Regions from separate parts of the Homo sapiens genome. Here region 1 is linked to region 2. A link is an interaction called in ENCODE POLR2A ChIA-PET data of the cell type or tissue named here. Cell type or tissue: HepG2. All regions are shown on one strand. Links, peaks and the distances in the headings refer to the core of each region. The heading gives the core; the rest is flanking DNA. Region 1 has its middle 220 kb from the start of MIR3977. Region 2 has its middle 88 kb from the start of RPS23.

Region 1 (6,291 bases), core at 1,048-5,047, 260 kb before region 2:
TTGTCAGCCTGCAAATTTTCCAAACTTTTATGCTGTCCTTCCCTTATGAAACTGAATGCCTTTAACAGCACCGAAGTCATGTCTTGAATGCTTTGCTGCTTAGAATTTTTTTTCTGCCAGATAACCTAAATCATCTCTCTCAAGTTCAAAGTTCCACAAATCTCTAGGGCAGGGGCAAAATGCTGCCAGTCTCTTTGATAAGACATAACAAGAGTCACCTTTGCTCCAGTTCCCAACAAGTTCCTCATATCCATCTGAGACCATCTGAGCCTGGATTTCATTGTCCATATCTTTATCAGCATTTTGGTCAAAGCCATTCAATAAGTCTCTAGAGAGTTCCAAATTTTCCCACATTTTCCTGTCATCTTCTGAGCCCTACAAATTGTTCCAACCTCTGTCTGTTACCCAGTTCCAAAGTCGCTTCCACATTTTTGGGTATCTTTTTAGCAGCACCCCACTCTACTGGTACCAATTTACTGTATAGTCCATTTTCATGTTGCTGATAAAGACATACCCGAGACTGGGAAGATAAAGACGTTTAATGGACTTACAGTTCCATGTGGCTGGGGAGGCCTCACAATCATGGCAGAAGGCAAGGAGGAGCAAGTCCCTTATATGGATGGTGTCAGGCAAAGAGAGAGGGCTTGTGCAGGGGAACTCCTATTTATAAAACCATCGGATCTTATGAGACTTACCCACTATCACAAGTAGCATAATAAAGACATGCCCCCATGATTAAATTACCTCCCACTGGGTCCCTCCCATGACATGTGGGAATTGTTGGAGTTACAATTCAAGATGAGATTTGGGTGGGGACACAGCCAAACCATATCACCCCTCAAATCTTAACACAATAGAGTTATATTTCTCACACATTAATTTCCTTGGCTAGTAGCCTTTCACATGATTATGTAGGGACCCAGGGTTCTTCTTCCAGGGTCTTGGAGACAGTCACATTCCACTGGTATATGGAGACAAGACTACAGAAAGATATCTCTTCATGTTTCACTGTGAAGAAACTAGACACTAGGCTCCACCTATGCCTGATATTCAGGGAAATCTAGATCCTAGGTGGACAGCAGCCTCCTAGCACCCAGCTTTACTCTATGGAAGGGGAACACAAATCTTTGTTGATGACCTAATTAGCCCTGTTACCTACTTGAAAGATATTCCAAAATATTGTTGCATGATTTAAAGGGATGCTCATACAGCCACAACCTCCTTATGTGGCAACAGAGTCATTTTGTATATAACCTGCCCATGGACCTTGCATTAATATTATTTAATCAATATGTATAATGCTTACATGGCAGTACCTATGAGTTGATTTTCCTGCATAAAACATATTCAAGTTAAGTGTCTTGTATGACCTCAAACTGCCAATTGAAGTTTCTTGGTCATGGTGTATAAGCCAACAGAAGGTGTTTGTTAATGACTGGCCTCCAGTTGCTTAATTCAGAACTGTGGCCAGTAGGCTGAGCAGATGGCTGAAGAGGTTTGGGCTACATGGGCCATGAACACAGTTGTCAGTGTGGTAGCAGGAGCTCTACAGAAAGTATCTTGATTCCTTCTAATTCTGCAAAAAACAATGAGGCAGAGGGCCCGAGGCTGATCGCCAGATTTAGGCCAAGGAACGTCAAATTATGACATGAGGAGGACCAAGAGTCCTTGAGTTTTAGTCTCCAGGGCTGCAATGACTTAACAGCAAAGTTAATTCCCCAAAATGTCAGAACTGTATATTTCTGGTCAGATGCCAAATATACACAGCTATAGGCTTGCTTAACTGCACCATCGGGATCTACAGTATTCCCTAATGTCTCTTCAAACACAGCCCTCTCCTTACATTAGGTCTTACTTCTTAAAAATTATGCTGGTTTACAGGAAAAGACTACCAAAAGGAGCCCATTCTACTTCGGTTCCTTCAATATTCCCTTAGAATATTATCTTGCCCAAACACACAGGAAGTAGAAGAATGGCCATACATCCCAGTTTCCTCACAACAGTCCTGGTTAATGCCTGTGGACCAGTATAAGTGTTAATAATACTCCCTTTCAATCTCAATGTATCTTGCTTTGCTCAGGAAACTATTATCAGTTGTGAATCCATGACTAGAACTTAGTTTGTCTGACTCATGGCATAGTGCTCTTTCCACAATATAAAGTTATTTCTAATTATAACCAAACATCAGCATTAAGGGAAGTAGGTGTGCGGTGGGCACAACACTTCCTCCCTCCTTCTAGGTTACTAGACATTTATAGAAGTGAATTAGTCAGAGTAGAATGGAGACATGATTCTGCCTTTCCAAGAATTGGGATAAAGTAAGCAAATCTGGAAGGCTGTCCCTTCTTTAACCTCAGGGTAAGCTCCAACATTCATCCTAAGTTTGAAAATTATGTCAATTCAATTCACAACTAAATTGAAAGAAAATCCAGAGGTTTTCCCCAAACTCATGAATCCACTGCTGCTATTCAACCTAGGCCATTTTCTGCAGAGCTACATAACTGCTAGCCTCACACCATTTCTATCATCTATCAAGAAGGTCCATTTGCCAGGCATGGTGGCTCACACCTCTAACCCCAGCACTTTGGGAGGCTGAGGCGGGCGGATCATGAAGTCAGGAGTTCGAGACCAGCCTGACCAACATGGTGACACCTCATCTCTACTAAAAATACAAAAATTAGCCGGGCATGGTGGTGTGCGCCTGTAATCCCACCTACTCAGGAGGCTGAGGCAGGAAAATCACTTGAACCTGGGAGGTGGAGGTTGCAGTGAGCTGAGATTGTGTCACTGCACTCCAGCCTGGGCAACAGAGAGAGATTCCATCTCAAAAAAAAAAAAAAACAAAAAAACAAGGTCCATTAGTGACACAGTTTCCTTAGTGTTCCCCCCTTAACATTTTATAAAGCCAAAGCATGGCATATATTTTCCCTAAACAGTTTGTCACAGCAGATAATTTAATGTCAATTATTAACCAGGTTGTTTGGTGCCATATGCAAGAAGGAACTCAGCTAACGATCTGAGAGCAAAGATCACAACCAGACTATAGTGATCCAGAAGCTGAACCCAGGCAGGAACAGGGCAAATAAAAGAAATGTGCTCTACCTATTAACATGTTTTCCTGTTATTTCTTTATACTTGTCGCTGCTTAAATGTCGCAGTGCTCAATTCCGATGTCCACCTGTGTACCTGTCAGGAGAAAGTGGCTCCCCAAGAAGCAGAGAGGGAGACCATCTTAAACAAGTGGCAATAAAACGCCACTTCACTCTTCCTAGCCAGGATAGGCCTCTGTCTGAAGGAAATAGCAGCTTGTGGGCCTTTTATGAAAAGTACTTTTGTTCCAGTAGTTTTTCAAGGACAAAAATGTATCTTCACACTTTTGTCATTATATTTATGAACTGTAAATCCTCATTTTATGGAAACACTCCAGGATTTCAAACTCCTAAATCAACCTGGTAAATCTCCAGCCTCAGGGGTTCAATTTAAGGAGAACCTCTTCAAAAATACTGACATTTTATAGGGAACTGCAGGAAAAACAAACAATAAGAGTTTTCAACATACATCTTTTTTTTGGTAACCCTAAAGGCTTGTCATGGGAGACAGCTAACATGTAAGAAGAATAAAGACAGCTGCTGAGAATGCATTTTCTGAGCCGCAGGTCAACATGACTTAAACAATAACAGTGAGATGGTCTCTCCAGAAATTTGGTCTGGGGCCCTGAACAAGCCACCATTGTTTCCTTAAAGGAATATTTACTTTTATATCAGGATATGGATGATGTTAGATATACAAGCAAACTTTTAAGTGTGAGAAAAATGACTCTAGAAAATCTATTTGCAATTGCAAAACACTTTATAAATATTGTAGGCTTGAGGTTTTGCCTTCACTCTTATAATATTCCCCGTTATTGGCTGGACACAGTCCTGCCATAGCGGTTGGTATCTCCATGAACTGTCTGCCAACTTCTACTACTGAGAGCATTTCAATACACCCAGTCTCACCAATGTTTAGCCAGCTGGTAGCCCACATCAGCCATCCAAATATTTCATTGTTGGATGAAATAATTCCACAGGCAACCACAGGTCCTAGGCATGTGAATTTTATGAGGGCTTATTCCACAAACTAGGGCAAAACAGAACACAGAGCAGTTTGCCCCGAGATGCTGAGTGAGACTCACTGTCAATAATTTCTACCCATTCGCAGAAAATATTTTTAAAAATTATGGTCTTCATGAAATTTTGAATTGTAGAAGTGTGAAGAAATGCTTAGGGTCCTGAAAGGCAATATAAACTGTGTGTTTTCTCTGTTAATGGGAAGTTGGTGAAGTGCTTAACACAAGCGGCGGAAAGTCTTCTAATCCTCTTAATAGAAGGGACACAGAAGCCATATAGTGAAAAATGTATTCTTTTTCTCTCCAATGTATAATGGTGGCTGTGCCAAGCAATAATGTTCTATTTCTGAAAGTCTATAGCAAGCTTATTTAATGGCATTCTTAGCAGGGCGCCCTATTCATACCTATGTGCCATTTTCTGTGCTCTTGAATGAAAGACTTCCCTTTCATATGCCACTGTGGAAACACATCATTTCCCGCAGCTTGCACTTCTCCAGGTTGTCATAACTGCTTTTGAGAACGTCTTCAACAGCAACTAGTGACCCAGCACTGGAAAAAAAAATTCCAGGGCTGTTCTTAGGTCTACTTAGTGAGAGAGTTTTAATGTGTTCAATGGTGTCACCAACACATCGAGTCACCCACTTTTCTCAATCTTTTTGGAAAGGGAATAAAGAAGGTTATAGGGAAACTGTGCTCAGACTCAGCAAATTCAGAATCAGAAATTGCACAGACAACATAGAATGAAATATAGTACTGGTGTCAGTTAGAAAGGAAGCATTCATAGCAAGATTTCTCAATAAAATTGGATTTGGAGAATCAGTGAGGTGTGGCTACATAGAGAAACTCAAGCCAAAATTGTGCTATTAGAAACTTTGTTTATCTTTGCCTCTACTGACTTGTGAAATGGGGGGGCACCCCCAGCAAGGTTAACCATGACCCATGACCACCCAGGGTGATGCCTTAGATTTGTGATGTTATATCAATGTGGATTTATACTGTTCTCTGACCTTTTTAGAGACAAAAAGCAACACTTTTTGACTCTAAAAAAGTGTGTTGTTCGTGCTGATCTTGAGCTCCTGGCCTCAAGAGATCTTCCTGTGTCAGCATCTTGAGTAGCTGAGATTCAAGCACAAACCACAAACCACTGCAACCCTGCTCGTTGAGTTTTATGAGTTCTTTGTGTATTTGGATAACAGTCCTTTGTAAGATGTGTCTTTTATAAATATTTTTCTCCCAGTCTGTGGCTTGTCTTCTCAGCCACTTGACATCGTCTTTCACAGATAAACTTTTAATTTTAATGAAGTCTACCTTATTAATTATTTCTTTCATCAATCATGCCTTTGATGTTGTATATAAAATGTCATTGCCATACTCAAGGTCATCTAGGTTTTTTCCTATGCTGTCCTCTAGGAATTTTCATCTTGCATTTTACATTTAGGTCTATGAAACATTTCGAGTTACTTTTTGTGAAAGGCATCAGCTGTGTATAGATTTTTTTTGTATGTAGATGTCCAGTTGTTCCAGCGCCCATTTGTTGAAAAAAATTGTCTTCGTTCCATTGTTTTGCCTTTGCTCCTTTGTCAAAGATTAGTTAACTGTGTTTAAAAGGGACTGTTTCTGGGCCCTTTATTCTGTTCCATTAGTTTCTTTGTCTATTCTTTGGTGGATACCATACCATCTTGATTATCATAGCTTTATAGTAAGTCTTGAAGTCAGTCAGTGTCAGTCCGCTAATTTTGTTCTTCTTCCATCTTGAGTTAACTATTGTGAATCTGTTGCCTGTCCATATAAACTTTAGAATTAGTTGCTCAATACCCACAAAATAATTTTCTGGAATGTTGATCGAGATTGTATTGAATCTGTGGGTCAAATTGAGAAGAACTGGCATATTGACGATAAGTTTTCCAATCCATGAACATGGAGTATCTCTATCTCTCTATTTATTTAGTTCTTCTTCAATATCTTTCATTAGAGTTTTGTAGTTCTCCTCATACAGATCTTGTACAGATTTTGTTAGATTTACACATAAGTATTTGATTTTGGGAGTGCTAATACAAATGGTAATGTGTTTTTTCATTTTAAATTCCACTTGTTCATTTATGGCATATAGGAAAGCAATTGACTTTTACACATTCTCTTTTATACTACAGTCTTGTTATAAATGCTTATCAGTTCCAGAAGTT
Region 2 (6,291 bases), core at 1,557-5,556:
ACTGAAAGAATTAAGTCTGATTCCCAATAACTGTGGAAAAACCTCAACAGAAATTCAGCCAGCTTATGGTCAATTTTAAACTTAAATTCATCTTCAAGATTTACTAGCTAGAAGAGATGAGTTGTAGGAATCGATGCTTGCACAGCCTTTTCCAATCTTCATTCATAACCATCCCTTAGGAAAGAATGCTTTCTTTTACTTTCTGCCTTTTATCCACAACCTGTCAACAACCTCTTCCATGCAACTGGCAAGTGAAAACCCTCTGTCAATAAACAGCTCATGCACTTGTCTATAGCATTCGGGAGCTTCTTTCTCAGATTCCCCACATGAATAAAGGACAGGGCTCTTTCTTGGGCAGTTCCAACAAAGTAGCTTCAGCCACTTTATTAGAAACTAGCTAGACAAGGCTGGGTGCGGCGGCTCATGCCTGTAATCCCAGCATTTTGGGAGGCCGAGGCAGGCAGCTCACGAGGTCAAGAGATCGAGACCATCCTGGCCAACATGGTAAAACCCCGTCTCTACTAAAAATACAAAAAAATTAGCTGGGCTTGGTGGCACGAGCCTGTAGTGTCAGCTACTCAGGAGGCTGAGGCAGGAGAATCGCTTGAACCTGGGAGGCAGAGGTTGCAGTGAGCTGAGATCGTGCCACTGCACTCCAGCCTGGTGACAGAGTGAGACTCTGTCTAAAAAAAAAAAGAAAGAAAGAAAGAAAGAAAGAAAGAAACTAGCTAGACAATTATCTAGACAGAGCTGTTTCTCTGCTGCTGTGTCTACTCTTCCCTCAGCACCGGTTTTCTGAAGCTCCCAATGGTCTAATTTTTCAAGTCATTTGTCTGCTTCCAACTGTCCTTGGTAGAAGGTTCTAGTGATAAATATATTATGACTGAACCAAGCTTTCCCTAGTTTATTAATTCATATGAATTAATTAATTTTTCAAACATGTGCTTCCTGAGGCCCATAACAACTTCTTTCAACTCCAGATTGTCAAGCACTCACATGTGTGTTATCTTTGGAATTGCAACCAGTAAGAGGGAAAGTAGAATGGCCAGAAAGCAGAGAAGGAAACCTGTTATTCTTAGAAAAATGTGAGAAGCCATCTCTTATCTCAAATCAACAAAGACTGTGAAAGGAAAGAGAAAAAGAAAAATGAATATTGTATATAGGCATAATCCATCACCGTAAGTCCATGTCACAAGAAGGTCCAAGCTTGCTTCTGTTTTCTAATAACATTTCTTTGCCCATCAAATAAGAATTAAGATTCTTATCTTGTTATGGAGGCAACAAGCCTTGCTTTAGGATGGAATATCATTTAGAATTTGTACTCAGAAATCGTCTTGACATTTTTCTCTTGTCTACCTGAAGAGAGAAAGCCCAGGGGAAAAAGAAGTATTCAGAGAGCAAAGACGTACTGAATTCCTTTTATAGGAAATTTGTAACTCTCTTTTCATCACTGGTTTTTCATTTTAGGAAGAGCTGGAGATAAAAATTGTGAGGTTAATCAGAATACAGGTCTCATGTAATGCATTTCATATATCTTCTAATGATTCCTAGTAGATCCTAATAGGTTAGGGAAAGTGGTCCATTAGCTGCTGTGTCTTCCGTCTACCAAATCCTTTCCCACAGTCCTTGGTAAATTCCCCAAATCTGCCTTTTTTTTTTTCTTTCTTTCTTTTTTGTGAGACAGAGCCTTGCTCTATCACCCAGGCAGGAGTGCAGTGGCACAATCATGGCTCACTGCAGCCTCGACCTCTCGAGCTCAAGCGTATTCCTCCTACCTCAGCATCCCGAGTAGCTGGGACTATAGGCACATGCCACCACACCCAGCTAATTTTTGCATTTTTATTTGTTTGTTTGTTTTTGGTTTTTGTTTGGTTTGGTTTTTTGAGACGGAGTCTCGCACCGTCACCCAGGCTGGAGTGCAGTGGCGCGATCTCGGCTCACTGCAACCTCCACCTCTCGGGTTCAAGCGTTTCTCCTGCCTCAGCCTCCTGAGCACCTGGGACTACATACACGTGCCACCACGCCAAGCTGATTTTTGTGGTTTTAGTAGGATGGGGTTTCACCATATTCGCCAGGCTGGTCTTGAACTCCTGACCTCATGATCCACCCACCTTGGCCTCCCAAAGTGCTGGGATTACAGGCATGAGCCACCGCGCCCGGCCAGTTTTTGTATTTTTAGTAAGGCAGGGTTTCACCATGTTGCCCAGGCTCAAACTCCTGGCTCAAGCAACTGTCCACCTCGGCCTCCCAAAGTCCAGGTATTATAGGCGTAAGCTATCACAGCCAGCCTCTGGCTTTTTTCTAGCCACAATCAACTTTTATCCAATTAACTAAGTCTCCAAAACTTCCCATGCTCCCAAGAGGAAGTGAGTAGAGATATAGATGAAAGAAGATTGGCTATAAGTTAATAATTTTTGAATCTGAGGGGTGAGGGTTTATTATACTCTTCATTAGCTGTAGATATATTTTATGTATATTTGAAATTTTCCTCAATAAATATTTTACAATAAAAAGTCTAACTATCAATGAAGTCAGTCAAGTGCAGTGTTTTAAATAATAAATTCTGAGAAAAAAAAATCTTCAAAAAAATACTATAGCATCAATGCTATTCTAAATTCTGTCCTCAGGCAATATAAGCCCTTTCTTGCCCCTTACTGCAGGTAATTCCGATGACACACTTTCCTCACCTCCTCTCTGCCCTTCTCTTGCACTTATAAAACATAATCAGTCGTTTTGACTGGAGTGTGGTGGACTCTTGGTTCTATGATTCTCAATAGTATATACATCTCCTCTTCCGGCTAGGAAAGGCAACCCCTAAAGGAATGGCTTTGCCAACTGACGAATTAGTTGGGGAGATCATTTGTGGGCAAATCCTCTGTAACTCCAATGTAGTAGATGCTGTTGGTGCCCTCCTCCGATCCCCTTCACCAGCTAGGACACCAGCCTCTCGCTACAGAGAAGGTTGGCCAGGGCCATGCTGGTAAACGTTTAACATCTGGCTGCCTGTGGAGTGTAAGGCCTGGGATTTGTAGCTTTTGTTGATTTTCATGATGTAATGCTTCTGTCCTGGCCGATTGCAAGCTGTCAGGGTGAAGTCACAGAAAGGGCATTTGGGAAGTGATGTGCACACAGCACTCGTGAGCTGTGGTGAGCTGACTCTAGCACACCATGACTACATACAGCTTATAGCTGTTCCTTTCTCTGGGGAATTGCCTCCTGACTGAAGACTGTCGCCTTTCAGGCTTCACCTATGGTTACCTGTAAATAATGACCAACTGATATGGGTGTACAAAATTCCAGTCCCCTTGCCTCAAGGTGAGTCAATTCTGTGGTGTGAATCATTCATCAGAACCCACCCACACGCACACAATGAATCAGATCACAGTCCTTGAGAAGACATCATTGTACAGCTCTTTGCCCTTTCCTCTCCTGCATCTCTCTCTTATTAGTAGGTTTTTCCCCCTAAAGAATATGCCATGCCCTCAGGGAATTGCATGCAGCTAAATGCTTGCCTCAGGCTCTGCTTCAAGGGAACCCAGCCTGAGACACATTCAAAACGTACCCCAAGGGGTAAGCTTTCCTAAAATTTCCCTCCAATACACTCCAAATAATACAAAGAGATAATTCTAATCTTAGGAGATACAAAAGTACAGCCCAAAGCATCCAACTACAGATCCCACATTTTTAAAGTCTTCTTTCACAGTAAAAATGCACGCAAAATTTTAACCTATGTTCCATAATATCTCTATTTAACACTAAAAATGTCATATTTTTCTCCAGAATTCTTGTGTAGAGTCAATGTTCCAAGATGCTAGACTATATACGTCCCATGGCTGTTCCAACGAAGAAGGTAAGCATGCCCCAGTCAGAAAAGCCTGAATAAACCTGAAAGCCACTCAAAGCCTGAGTGCTCAACTTTCAACTCGACAATGAGCAGTGTGTGTTGCCAATCCTCAGAGACTGTCTCTTCAGCACTAGAAGGTCAGAGCAGACCTACTCCAAACACAGTATTAGTATATCCCAGTTTCTCCTTTAATCAGGAAGGAAGGAAGGGAGGGAGAGTAAAAAAAGAAAGGAATTCAACCACTGAGAGTTAGACTTCAAAATGATCTTCATGTATTCTTTCGTATCTTCCTTTTATAGATGAGAAAACTAAGATTTGGAGCACAAAGTAATTTGCTGAAGGTCAAAAAGCAGTTAATGCTGGAACCAAGAGCCCCACATCTCTGGATTTTCAGGCAGGTTTCTCTGCTTGCCCATGTTGCCTGCCCAGCTTCTGAGGACAACGTTGACTGTCCTGTGAATTGGGATCACTCAGTCAAATGCCTCTGCTGATACCCCAAGGTTGAATGGCAGTTTGTTTAGCATGGCAGCTTTCAGACTCCAAGTGTTTCTGAGTGTGTGTTAGAAACCACCATTTCATCCAAAACTGGCCGAAGTGGAGAATTGTTTTGTACTTCCCAGCTGTATTTCCTTGAAAATAGATGGTCTGAGAATGCCCTCTGGTGCCTTCCTACTGTGTCTTCAAGCACTTTAGAGGCAGGAGGTGGCTGTGGGAAAGGATGAAGAAAAGCTAGGCTCCTGGAAATGGTTTTTTCTCTCAAAAAATGTGGCGTGGGCATACTGTCAGCAAACCGTGGCAGGATTCGACCAGGAAGTTGGATAAAAACATAATGTGTGGTTATGCCGCCTCTGTTGCATTTGCCTTTTTTTCTCTAACAATGAATATAATTCTTTTTAATTGCACAATTATTTAAATACTTATTCAAGTCATATTATATTAATACAAGGCATAGAAACAATAACAAATTGGTAGGCATAAAAATCTCTGACACAATTTGAATTTAGGCATATCCTTTTCTGGTTTTCTGCATAATATGATTACCATTTCCCAAGAACATGAGCAAAAGCACACTCCCTGGGTCCTCAGAATGGAGCGCACCTTCTCAAGTACACTGCCACTTTATTTTTAGTGACATGTATTTGAGAAAAAGAAGATTGACACTTCTTCCCCAAGATGCACGCCTCAAGAAGTTGAAAGGAGCACTGAGTAGAACAAAGGGGGGGAAAGCAATCAAAGGCTCTCTAGGGCTATGACCTAGATGCATTTGTCCCTTTTAATCCCTACATTGAACAGAAATATGAAATATAAGATTTGGGAAGGAGAGTATCTAGTTTAGCCCTCCCTCACATCAGGACTGGTCATAGCAATACCTGTCATTTATTGAATATTAACTCAATGCCAGGTAATATAAGCATTTCACATGAATTATTTCATTTAAATCCTCACAGCCACCTCAGGAGAAAGGTGCTATTATTTTCTGCATTGTGTAGATTAGAAACTTGAGTCATGGAAATATTAAATGCATTGCCCAAGGTCACTCAGCCACTAGCAAAGCCAGAACTCAAGCATCAATCTGCTCGGCTCCCAAGCCCATGCTTTTAGCCCTCCGGATATATGACGTCCACAACTTTCCTAAACAGCCTTCCTGTTCCCTCTCCTTAAATTCATCCAAACAATGAGCAAATCATTCTATTATCTAACAGCTCTCATTGCTTAAATCACCCCTGTTAGCCCCTATTTGGTACCGGAGGGATGCAGCAGTTTGCTCCCTGTTCTACTTGACCTTCCTTTAAATATTTGAAACCAGATATCAGCTCACTAATCCACTTTCCCAGCTTGCTCTTGTCTAGCTAAACTGTCCCAAGGTCCTTCAACGGTTCCTTGTTTAAGTCGCTTTTCAGGCCTTTCACTACCCGGGTTCACTCCAGCTGTGTAGCAACTCTCCCCACAAAATGGAAATGCGATAGCTAGTACTGAAAAACTCCCTAAATGTAGTCTGACTATAGCAGGGCATAGTGGGACTACAGCCTCCTTATTACCAAAATCATTTCTAATTAAAAGGCATCCTTAATCCTTACAGCAGTTGCTTCACACTGGTCATTCATGTGGTGCCCACAGCCAACAAAAACCCTCAGCCTTTCTCCCACAGAAAGTAAGATCTTCCCCCCAGCACAAATGCACACTAAAGTTCTGGACTAAAATGAAGGATTTATTTACTTTAAACTTCATATTCTTATTTGATATGGTTTCTTAATTTTTCCTCACGATTGAGATCATCCAAACCTCAGGTCAAGATGGCCAAAAAGGTGAGGTCCACAGACAGCCCTGCAGCCTCCCTCCCAAGTGGCACCACCTGGAATTCAGTGCCCTTCACATATCCCTGTCCAACTGGCCACGAAGCCTCCTAGTTTCACTGTCACTCTGCTCGTGTACCTTCATCTTTCCCA

What was found. ChIA-PET counts read pairs that join two places held together with the same protein. Peaks named below come from ENCODE experiments on the same cell type or tissue, not always from the same donor. Only the 100,000 strongest peaks of a DNase experiment are listed, where the experiment ranks them.
Region 1: POLR2A ChIA-PET joins it to region 2 with 5 read pairs; 1 of 35 experiments calls an interaction of 5 or more read pairs at or near these places.

What each region holds. Positions count from the first base shown.
Region 1 is chr5:82,620,122-82,626,412 of GRCh38, reverse strand. No RefSeq gene overlaps it. Among named protein-coding and RNA genes, the nearest start is that of MIR3977, 220 kb to the left of the region's middle. In HepG2, for the core only: no CTCF peak of the experiment used is centred there; a DNase peak (open chromatin) is centred at 3,012.
Region 2 is chr5:82,362,891-82,369,181 of GRCh38, reverse strand. No RefSeq gene overlaps it. Among named protein-coding and RNA genes, the nearest start is that of RPS23, 88 kb to the right of the region's middle. RefSeq lists an enhancer at 2,787-3,986. In HepG2, for the core only: a CTCF peak has its summit at 4,497 (motif pointing left); a DNase peak (open chromatin) is centred at 3,171.